Linked DNA regions of Homo sapiens: region 2 is linked to region 1. Evidence: chromatin contacts called from ENCODE Hi-C or POLR2A ChIA-PET data. All regions are on one chromosome and are shown on one strand. Each heading gives the region's core, a stretch centred on a gene start or an enhancer-like site at or near the end of the contact. The rest is flanking DNA. Distances are from core to core; before and after follow the strand shown. Region 1 overlaps TWIST2 (twist family bHLH transcription factor 2). Region 2 has its middle 23 kb from the start of LINC01940.

What was found. Hi-C counts contacts between places; a loop is a spot of excess contacts on that map. ChIA-PET counts read pairs that join two places held with the same protein, here RNA polymerase II (POLR2A). Pooled maps may share reads with other maps.
Region 2: a map of PC-3 shows a loop between it and region 1 (4-fold over the local background). The contact joins two enhancer-like sites. A Hi-C loop is called at or near these places in 2 of 168 maps with a recorded cell type or tissue (MCF 10A and PC-3) and 5 of 50 pooled maps. POLR2A ChIA-PET finds 5 or more read pairs at or near these places in 3 of 52 experiments (AG04449, BJ and PC-9).

Annotation. Positions count from the first base shown.
Region 1 is chr2:238,861,891-238,867,098 of GRCh38, reverse strand. The region is part of intron 1 of TWIST2 (twist family bHLH transcription factor 2); the gene reads right to left. Among named protein-coding and RNA genes, the nearest start is that of TWIST2, 16 kb to the right of the region's middle. RefSeq lists enhancers at 1,710-2,327, 2,597-2,891. Within about 2 kb of position 2,743, at least 20 of the 41 ENCODE cell types and tissues checked have a DNase peak (open chromatin) inside an H3K27ac peak, as active enhancers do; they include PC-3, where a contact is called at or near this core.
Region 2 is chr2:238,947,056-238,952,130 of GRCh38, reverse strand. No RefSeq gene overlaps it. Among named protein-coding and RNA genes, the nearest start is that of LINC01940, 23 kb to the right of the region's middle. Within about 2 kb of position 3,595, at least 6 of the 41 ENCODE cell types and tissues checked have a DNase peak (open chromatin) inside an H3K27ac peak, as active enhancers do; they include PC-3, where a contact is called at or near this core.

The DNA of each region.
Region 1 (5,208 bases), core at 1,494-3,993:
GGGCAAACACAAGACCCCCAGGCTGCCAGGTGCGTTCTGCTTGGAAGGCAGCCAGGGAATTGTAAATCACAGATGCACAGAAAACATGCGTTTGCATCAGACACAGTGTAGTTTCTTGGTGTACTTGGTGGGGAAACAGAGGCTCCCTCCATGACCCCCACTTGTGCAGGGCATGGGCTGAGCCGGGCATCCGGATACATGACAAGGACACAGTCCTGAAGGTGCTCCCGGGGTGACAGGCAGACAAACCGTCGCAGCTGCCAGGCCGCTAGGGGATATACGAGGCCTCAGGAGTCACCACAAATGCCAGCAGGGTGGTTAGAGGCTCCCCAAGGAGGGGACACTGGAGGTAGTCCTGTCGGGCACAAGGGAGATTCCAGTCAAGGGAGAGCAGCGTGAAGGCATGGAACATGAAGGCGCCGTGCTTTTCTTTTTTTTTTCCATGGTGGAGTCTCGCTCTGTCACCCAGGCTGGAGTACAGTGGCGCGATCTCAGCTCACTGCAACCTCCGCCTCCCGGGTTCAAGCAATTCTCCTGCCACAGCCTCCCAGGTAGCTGGGATTACAGGCACACACCACCATGCCCAGCTAATTTTTCTATTTTTGGCAGAGACGGGGTTTCACCATGTTGGCCAGGCTGGTCTCGAATTCCTGACCTCGTGATCTGCCTGCCTCAGCCTCCCAAAGTGCCAGGATTACAGGTGTGAGCCACTGTGCCTGGCCGAAGGTGCCATGCTTTAAGAACAAGCATGTGGGTTTGCTCATCTCCTCACCCCTGTTCTTACTGGCAACTGCTCCAAGTGCTGGGTACAGGGTGAAAAGGACAGACATGCTCCTGGCCTGGGGAGCTCGCCATGGAGGGTGCCCAGGGCTCAGAGGCAGCTCACAGAAGAGCAGGCAGGGCCCGTGCCATGGGGAACCTGGGCGGTGCCTGGCAGGCCTGGCCATCCTGCTGGCAGCAGGTGAAATGGGGGTAAAGGAACCTACATTCAGTGGGTCCCAGTAACACCAGATGCAGTGTGGGGTGCATCGTCCATGCTATTCCATTAACAGGTTAAGCGACGGAGTCAGATCAGTGACTGGGAAAGGTACCCCAGGCTAACCACACAAAGAAGGGCCTGAAGAGGGGACAGCAGATCCCGGGAGATGGGACCAGGAAGAAGGGCCGATCCGACCCCGGCGGGGCACTGTACGGTGGAGTGACTGGAAAGGGTTCATCACAGCGAATGGCATTTCCACCACACAAGGTGACATCGCACAGACTGTGGGGATTGCTTCCTACCTACACAGAGCATCTAAATTGGTGTATTCACTGGCACCACGTATAAAAAGGGACCTCTGAGCAGTGGTAGTGAGGGTTCTCTGGGTTAGGGGATGCCTGTCTAATGCCACAGCAAAAAAAAAAAAAAGTTCCAAAAGACCAGATGGCACAGCTGGCCCTGGCCCTGCAAATTCAAAGACTCAACCTGCAGGCATGTGGCTGGGCCACCCAAAGCCAGGAGACGCCAGGTGGGTGACGTGAGTAGGGCAGGGGTTTGATCTGCTCACTTCTGGACCCAGAGGCTTCTGTGCCCAGGCTGAAGCTACCCGATCTCCCGCAGGGAATCCTGACACGAGCGCCTCAGGCCTTGCTCCCAACACAGGAGCACCTGAGAGCAGACTGCAGGGGTGTAGGAACGCCAACAGGTGCCCGGCTGGATCCAGGCCCCCCTCACTCTCCGGGGTACTCCCTGCTGCATGGGGAGGTCCCTGTGCGCCGTCGTTTAAAGCAGAGAGCCCTGACATAATGACCCGACTCAGTAGGATGGGGCCATACTTGGCATGGAGGGAAAAATCTCATTTTTTAGATAATTGGACTGGCTGGGTTTGCTTCCTGGCTCTGCCCACAGCTCTGTCTATGCTCTCAGCTGAGGAGTTACGTAGGTCCCTCAGTTTCCCCTGCTGTGAAATGGGGGTGAAAGCACCCAGCTCACTGGACCATTCTGAGGATGAAAATAATTTTGCTTGCCCAGTGCTTGCATGCTTGCTGGGTGGACTTTCAACGAGTGGAGTGACCCCGTGTGGCTTTGCCATCGTTTCTCAAACCCTTTATGTCAGTTTGCAGGGGGAGAGAAGAGGCCCCTCGGGTGGCCAGGCCCACCGAGCCTGGCAGTAGATGCATCCTCCAGGTCCTCCCGGCAGGCCTTCCGGAGCTCTCTGCTCCTGGCGGATCTCCAGGCCTGGCCTGGCCACACACCCTGCACTCTGGACCTTCCAGGGGTCCCTAAGGAGAGGAAAACCCCTCACAGATGCTCAGAGAAGGGGACAGCCCCACAGGTGTTTCCCAGGGTAGGGTGCAGGCCTGGTGGGTGCCTATACCAAGTGGACCCCGCGGCAGGGTGGACCCCAGGGCAGTGTCCCCACAGAGCAAGCCACGGCCCCGCACCCTCCCACCTCCTCTTCTCCCGCACCTCGGAGGGTACCAGCCTCTGGGCCCCTGTCCTGCTGGTCTTGGCCGGGCCGGGTGGGCTGCCTGGTGCCCTTAGTTCTCCCCTCCCCAGGCTGACCTGGCCTGGGGGCCGGGTGGGGCGCGCCTTGGAACTGGGAGCCGCCTCCAACCCTGCACTCTGCTCCAGGCCTGGCCCATTCAAACCTTCCTGCTCTGTTTATTTGCACAGCCAGAGGACAAAAAGCCACGGCTCTGAGTCACTCCTGCTCCCAGTCGGCTCTGATTCATGCAGGAGGCCCGCGGAGGGGACTAACCCTGGCAGTTAACCTCTTGGTTTCTTTATGTCTCTACAGCAGTGAGCATCTGTGTCTTCGAACTGAGGATCAGGCCCCGATCGCCGCTCACAGTCGCGTGCTTGGGGTGTAATGTGGAGAAGAGAGGATACCACGGCACAGCCCGAGAGGTCCCCCCTCACCTCCAGCCCCTTCCCCCCATGCTGATGGAAACTTACAAATATTTCAGTCATCTCTCCGAAAAGGATTTGGTCATCTGGCAAAGGTGGTCCCAGAATTTGCCAGAAATATGCGTCAAATGTAGCCCAGGGTGTAAAGGAAGACAGGCTTAACGAAAATTAGATTATGGCGAAGAATCTGAAAGGAAATGAGAGATTCTGTGCCTGGTTGGTCTCCAGCCTCTGGGGAGGTGCCGCCTGGTGCTTCCTCCCTGTAGGTTCTGGAGAAGCTGGCACACAGGGATGCCCCCAGGATAGGGGGTAGACCTACTCTACGGCCGACCTCTCCTCAGTCCCACACATTTGTCATTCATCATACAAGGCCAGGGGGACACGTGGTTTTCATTTTTGATCCTGGTAAAAAGTGAATAAAACGTCTCTAGTAGCTAAGAAAGGGCTTTTTCTAGCTCCACTGAGTGAGTCGGGGTCAAAGCACCTCTTCTCAATTTGGGTTCGGGGAACAGCTAAGGGGTTCATTGAGGTTTTTTCCCACTTGCTTCCCCAAAGCTGAAGTGGTTTATGGTTAACAACAGATATCCCCAACTACGTAGAGAGGAGTGAAAAAAAGGCAGAAGAAATGAGGATGCTAACACTAACAGTGTGAGGATGAGCGCCAGTCCCATCATGAAGCGCCATTTGGGAACTGCCCAGCGGGTAAAGGCCAGCCAGGAGAGCTGAAACCGCACAGCCCTCACTGCCAAAGGACGTCGCCAGCTCCATCAGGGAGCCGCGCTGGTACATTCCGGGTGCATCCTTCTGAATTATCCTAACACGAAAGGCCTCTTCTGAAAATGATGGACGGGCATCTTTAATGTAGATTGCAGAAGATACAAAAATATATTCTGAAGGCCACTCTTTTGTATTACTTCAGCAAGTACCTAAGTCCTAACACCGAGTGGGGGTTGCGGTGAGGGCATTCCTATGTGGATGGCAGCTGTATTTTCACTGCACCACCTTATGATGGGACTGGGAGTAGTTGCCCTTCTCTGGAGGGAGGGTCGGTCAGCATGTGCCTGCCACACTATCTTTACAAAGCACTGGGCACCTCTGGATTTGTGTTCTCAAATTGCAGAAGTAATACAGGGCATCTGTAGAAAATCTAGAAATTAAAAAAAAAAAAACATAAGAAGGAAAGGAAGCTCTTTCATCAACTTTTGGTCCAGAGACATTCATTCTTGCCACTGTCTCTCCAGACAAACACACCCGTGCATGCACACACACACTTTGATCTTCCAACCTGAGATCGTATGAACTGCTCCATCCTACAATCATGGCCGTCACTTTATTAAACATCCACTTACAACACACATTTGCTGACTGCATAGTGTTCCAGCATATGGACCAAGCAGAGTTTATCCCACCTATTTCCCAGGACATTTTAATTTTGTCGCCAATATTAATGAAGCTGATATGAATTTCTTTGTTGCTCGGCAGCTCTGCCATTATTCACTTAAGATAATTCCTAGAAGTGGAATTGTTCATGCAAAGGGTATTTCCAGTCCTAGATCTTTTCTTACCTACCATCAAAATTCCTTTAGAAAGCTTGTGCAGCTTTTCTTCCCTCTGGCAAATAGGATGGCCTGGTTCCCCCACCTTCCTCAATACTGGGGTTTATAATTATGTATTTTTTCCAATTTAATAAAAAATAATATCCTTCTGTTTTATTTCTAATTCCTTAGATTATTGTTGAAGTTCAACACTTCACGCGTTTATTGACCAACTGAATTTCTCCTTTTATGAATTCATATTTTTTGCCCATATGGGGTAATTGTCTTTTTAAATTTTTTAAAGGCCCTTTTTCTAGTAAGAACATTAACCCATTGCAAAACAGATTGTAAATATTTTCTTCCTGGTTCTTCTAAAATTTTTGATTGTCATAGTTTTTTGGTATATAAAAGTTTACAATTTTAATTTAGTGAGTTATTATTTTGCTATTTTATTTATGATTGCTGGACTTGGAATGGTCAGCTTTTGGAAGCAGATGGTCGGAAAGGCCTGCATTAGTAAACACCACTTCAGCTCACTGGATGTTCACCACTGCCACCTGTAAGACACTGGCCTGATGTCCCGCTGTGTTCCGTCCACGTGTGGTTGTGGTGTTCCGTCCACAGCTGTGACTGTCCCTGCTGGCCTGGGCCATGGCACCTCAGTGGGATGAAATTATAGTAGGCCCCCTTATCCACAGGGATACACACCAAGACCCCCAGCGGATGCTCGATCCCAAGGATGGTACGGAACCCTATATATACTGTATGTGTTTTCTGTCTGAT
Region 2 (5,075 bases), core at 2,346-4,845, 84 kb before region 1:
TGAATTTCGAAAACTATAGAAAATAAAATGAAAGTCACAGTTAAAATTCATTAGATGGGTCCAAGGGAAACCTATATTGATAATAAGAATCCTTAATGAAAACACTACCTGTCACACACTTTTTTGTATGAGCCTTGTATAAATCAAACACACTTAGAAATGCGAGAGCAAATAGAAACTCAATTTTTGTGACAAATTTTAACACAGATCTTCTGACCATGCGGGCAGATCAGGAGTAAGAAAGGGTGCACTTATTTCCAGAGATATGTTGGTCGGGTCGAGGAAAGCCATGTGAGGCAGTGGTTCAGCACGTGGGCATTTAAAACCAGATAGAAGGCCTGGTTTTAAATCCACTTTTGCCCTTGATTTTGAGTGTGTCACTGGACAAGTTTCTTAACCTAAGTCTCCGTCCAAGGTGTTAAGTTCATGGAGTTAACTGAGAAGATCCGTAAGAACAGCCCTATTGAATAGCAGCTTCAGAAAGGCAAAGAATATCACCCTTGTGATTCACTGCTGCATGCCTGGCACAACGCAGGTGCTCAAATGTTGTCTTGAACAAATGGGTGCGAACATCATCTTCCTGGCACCAAATAAACCTTCAATAAATTATACTCAGCATTATGCTTGATTAGCAGATATTTAACTTCGTCTCTAAATTTTCTTTTTAAGCATTCATAGAATGCTTACCAAAAAAATTCCCATACCACGGGAAAAGAAGCTTTAATTAAGTCCAAAAGATAGACTTTATAGCAACATATTTCACCATAACTCATTAAAACAAAAAATCAGCAGTAAAGGAACAATCAAGAAGAAAATTCACACAGCCTTGGTAATTGTGAAAGTGCTCTCCAATGATGTTTAAGAAGTTTCACAGGGTCTGGTCTCTTATTTGTCAATTCTTATTTTTAATGTGTATCTTTATTTCCTATTATTTGAGCAAATGGTTTTCTTGTCATTTTAATCTCTGTTCTCTTGCTCATTTGAGATGCTTTATCAGGTTTGTTCTTCCCTCTCAGGATTTAAGTTTCTTTTCCTGCATTCATTCACTCAGCAAACACTGATGGAGCCTCCCTGCCCTGCCCAGTTCACAGAGCTTTGCTTGTGATCTTTGTTGTCCAGGGAGGAATTTAGATGGTGTCCTCGCCCTTTCTTTCTGGGGCTGCCTTCATTCTGCAGGGGCGGGTCCCGCTGTGTGCAAGCTCCACCATCTACGCCAGAGCAAGGGCTGGCGGCAGAGCCCTGGCCTGGCATCTGGGAGGTGAGATCTTGCCTGCTCCCAAGCTGGGGACTTTGGTCTCCCCAGCAGTCATGGAGAGGCTGAGATTCTTCTGCAAAGGAAGCTGTCCCTCCAGGTGCCCGCCTCACAGCCCTTCCTAAAGTCACGTGACGCACCAGGAGGGAAAAGCCCAGCTCCTTTGCTCAACCCAGCAGGGTCCAGGCTTCGGTGGTCCCTTGATGGACCGGAGGAGGATGGAAGCTCTACATCGGGCAGCTGGGGGCCTCCCAGGGTGAGCAGCCAGTGGGGTGAGTGGGAGCTGCTCCTCCGTCCTCCGGCTCAGTATGCCGCCTGCAGTGTGCGCAGCTCGGGATGACGGCTCAGCACATTTCTGTTGATGGCAGAATCAGCATCTGTCCCATACTTTAGTAATTGGCTCTTCTACCAAGTTTTAGTGTGGTTGGCCAGTTTTTGTGTTTTGGTAAATTTTCATCAATGTTTTAACTGTAAGCAGGAGGCAGCTCAATCTGGAGCTGTAGGCTCTCCTGAAGGTTAACCCTGGGCCTTGCCCCTGTCTCAGATGGACTAACTGAGGGCCAGAGAGGTTAATAAACTTGTCCAAAGCCGGAGCTGTTCGCCAGAGAAAGCCCACTCAGGATCCAGGTTTCTGCGTCCGAGGCCAGCGGGCTTCCCAGGAAGTCATTTTGCTCCAGCAGCCCTGAAGTTCAAAGACAGCCCCATGGGGGGTTTATCAGGGGCCCCCTTCCAGGGTTCAAGGGGTGTCAGTGAGGGCATCTGCTTACATGGTGGCCTCAGGGACCAAGGGCATACCAAGCCTGCAATGCCTGAGGAAAGGAGTCCCCTCTGCTCTTCCAGGCAGTGGGCATGTGGGGCCCACGGGACCAAGGCAGATTCTGAAACGTTGGTCTTGGACACAGGCCAGAAGGACAGTTGGCAACCTGCAGCATGTGGTTATTAAGATCCCATCTTGCAGCACCCCCAGACAGATAGTGCGCCCCAGTTGCTCCAGTAAAGAGATCTTCACAACCCAGGCGTTCAACTGCATCCCAAAGGCCACCACTTCCAGCGAACCTTCCAGGGGCCCAACTGATGCCTGCAGACACCAGACCTGGACATGCCAGGAGGAGATGTCATGCTTAGGGTCTTTGGGAGCTTCAGGAGCCAAAGAATCCAGTATAGTTACCCTGGTGAGAATTTAGGACTGGGTTTGGTTTTGAATTTTTTCTTTTTAAGGAAGACACTTTTTTATTGTATTGTTTGAACATTGAGTCAGCTGGGAACAAAGGAATGCAAGTTTGTCCTAAACAGGACTGTCTTCCGGCAGGAAAAGCACCCAGGAAAAGTGGCCACAGGGTTTTAGCTGCGGGGATGATCTTAGAGGAAAGAAACACAGTGAGCTATGCTGGTGCACAGCCAGGCTGGATGCAGAGTGGAGCCGTCCCTGCCAGGAAACCACCTGGGAGACAGTGCTCCCTCACCCTGCAGGTGGCTTCCAGGGGGAGAATCTGCCCCCTTCAGAATGGCATGAGGATGGAATCCTGCATAGCACCAACAGTGACCAGCCTCAGGCATGGGTGCAGGGGTGAGCTAGCCTCATCCACAGCTTCCACAGTGAACTAGCTTTATCCACACACAATGATGACCTACCCTCAACCAAAGCTCCAGGGGTGAGCTAGCCTCATCTACACGCAATGGTGAACTAGCCTCATCCATAGCTTCCACAGTGAGCTAGCCTCATCTGTAGCTCCAACAGTGGGCTAGCCTCATCCGTACATTGATGGTGAGCTAGCCTCATCCACAGCACCAGCACCAACAGTGAGCTAGCCTCATCAGTGGCTCCAACGGTGACTAGCTTCATCCACAGCTCCAGAAGTAAGCTAGCCTTATCCACACACTGAGGGTGAGCTAGCCTCATTTGCACATCAATGGTGAGCTAGCCTCAGCCACAGCACCAATGATGAGCTAATCTAATGTCGTGCAAGTGTTCAGTCCAGACATTCTGATCCCTCCTCAGGGATGACAAATGGAATACTGCACACAACTTACAATGAAAAATCACCCAATTTTTAAAACTCAACAAATTTTTAAAGTGCTTTTACTGGCCACATACAGAAAGAAACAGTTTCACAGCAAACCTTGCTCCAGACTGCTGTGGTAAAGGATGGAGAGGTGGGGACAGGAGTGGAGGAGGGAGTGGGATGGCCATAGGAGGGGAGGGGAAGCTGGGTCCAGCAGCCCAGGATGTGGTCATGGTGTGACTGGTGCTGAGTAACTGGGAGGACTCAAGAGTGACGATGCCTGGACATCCTTCTATCTCTGACTCATGTTGGGAAGGTCTTTCAAACTCTTTTCATCTTGCAGAGAGGCAGAGCATTCTGGAGACCAACACTTCCTGGGCGGCGCTCAGAGTGGGTGACTCTGCAGAGAGCACCTGCCAGGTGTGATCTCGGACTCAGAGTTCAATCTGCATTTAGCTGACAATGAACTGCAAACTCTGAAAATGTTCACAGCCATGGAGAATAATCTAGAAATCCTCAGTCCATTGGGAAACAGTGTGGGTCAGGGAGTGTAACCAACAGCTGGAGGTGAAGCTGGGACCAGTCAGTGAGGTTAACCACACCAGGGAAGAGGAAGAGAAACCAGTCAGGGCCAAAACGGAGCTTTCATCGATGTCTGAGGGGGCCTTGTCCATCCTGTTTGTGGATTTGGTTGTGTGTGCCTGGGTATTAATTTCTTAGGGCCACTGTAACTGCAAACTGGGTGGCGTAAAATGACAGAAACTCACTATCTCACAGCTCTGGAGAACAGAAGTCCAAAACTAAGCTGTGGGCTGGGCCGTGCTCCCTTGGAAGGCTTGGGGAGGCTCCTTCCTGCCTCTCCCAGCTTTGGGTGGCTCCGCCCCTCCTTGGCTGGTGGCTGCAGCACTCCAATCTCTGCCTTCTGCTCTGTCTTCACACGGCCTTCCCTCTGTGTCTCTGTGTCCTCTTCTCCTCTTATAAGGACAACAGTGATGAGATTTGAGGCCTACCCCGCATGCAGATAATCTGATCTCAAGATTATCACCTTAATTACATCTGTAAAGACCTTATTCCTAAATAAAGTTGCCCTCTGAGTTCTGAGTGGACATGAATTTGCAGGGCAGGCTACTCTTCAACCCACTATGGTAAGTACCTAATTTGCTGCATATCTATTTTACCTGTATTAGTACTGATGGCAGTGGCTGTGCCACGCGGCCTGCCGCTGCCATCACATCAGCTGCAACAGGGAGGTGCAGCTGGGGTTGCACATTCTGTGGAACCAGCGGGAGCTGGAGACAAGTGAGAGCCCCACCTCTTCCAAGTTGGGATGGGAGCTCCCCAGGTGCTGCTGCAAACTCTGCCCTAAGCACGGCTGCCCAAAGCTGCAGACCCGGGCCTCCCGCTCCACTGAGCAGGCAGGGGCTCTGCCCTCCTGAGAGGGGGCTGCAGCCACCCAAATTGTGGCTGCAGACCTGGGCCTCCCGCTCCACTGAGCAGGCAGGGGCCCTGTGCTCCTGAGGGGGGGCTGCAGCCACCCAAATTGTGGCTGCAGACTTGGGCCTCCTGCTCCACTGAGTAGGCAGGGGCTCTGCCCTCCTGAGAGGGGGCTGCAGCCGCCCAAATTGTGGCTGCAGATCTGGGCATCCCGCTCTGCAGAGCAGGCAGGAGCCCCGCCCCTGCCCCAGGCACAGCTGTAGCCACCCAAACTGGGGCTGCAGACCTAGGCATCCCTGCACTCTTGGGGGGGCCTGGGAAGGCACTCTTGAGGGGGCCTGGGAAGGAACCCTTGTCCTTGCAGGCTCAGTGGTTTCTGGTCCTGC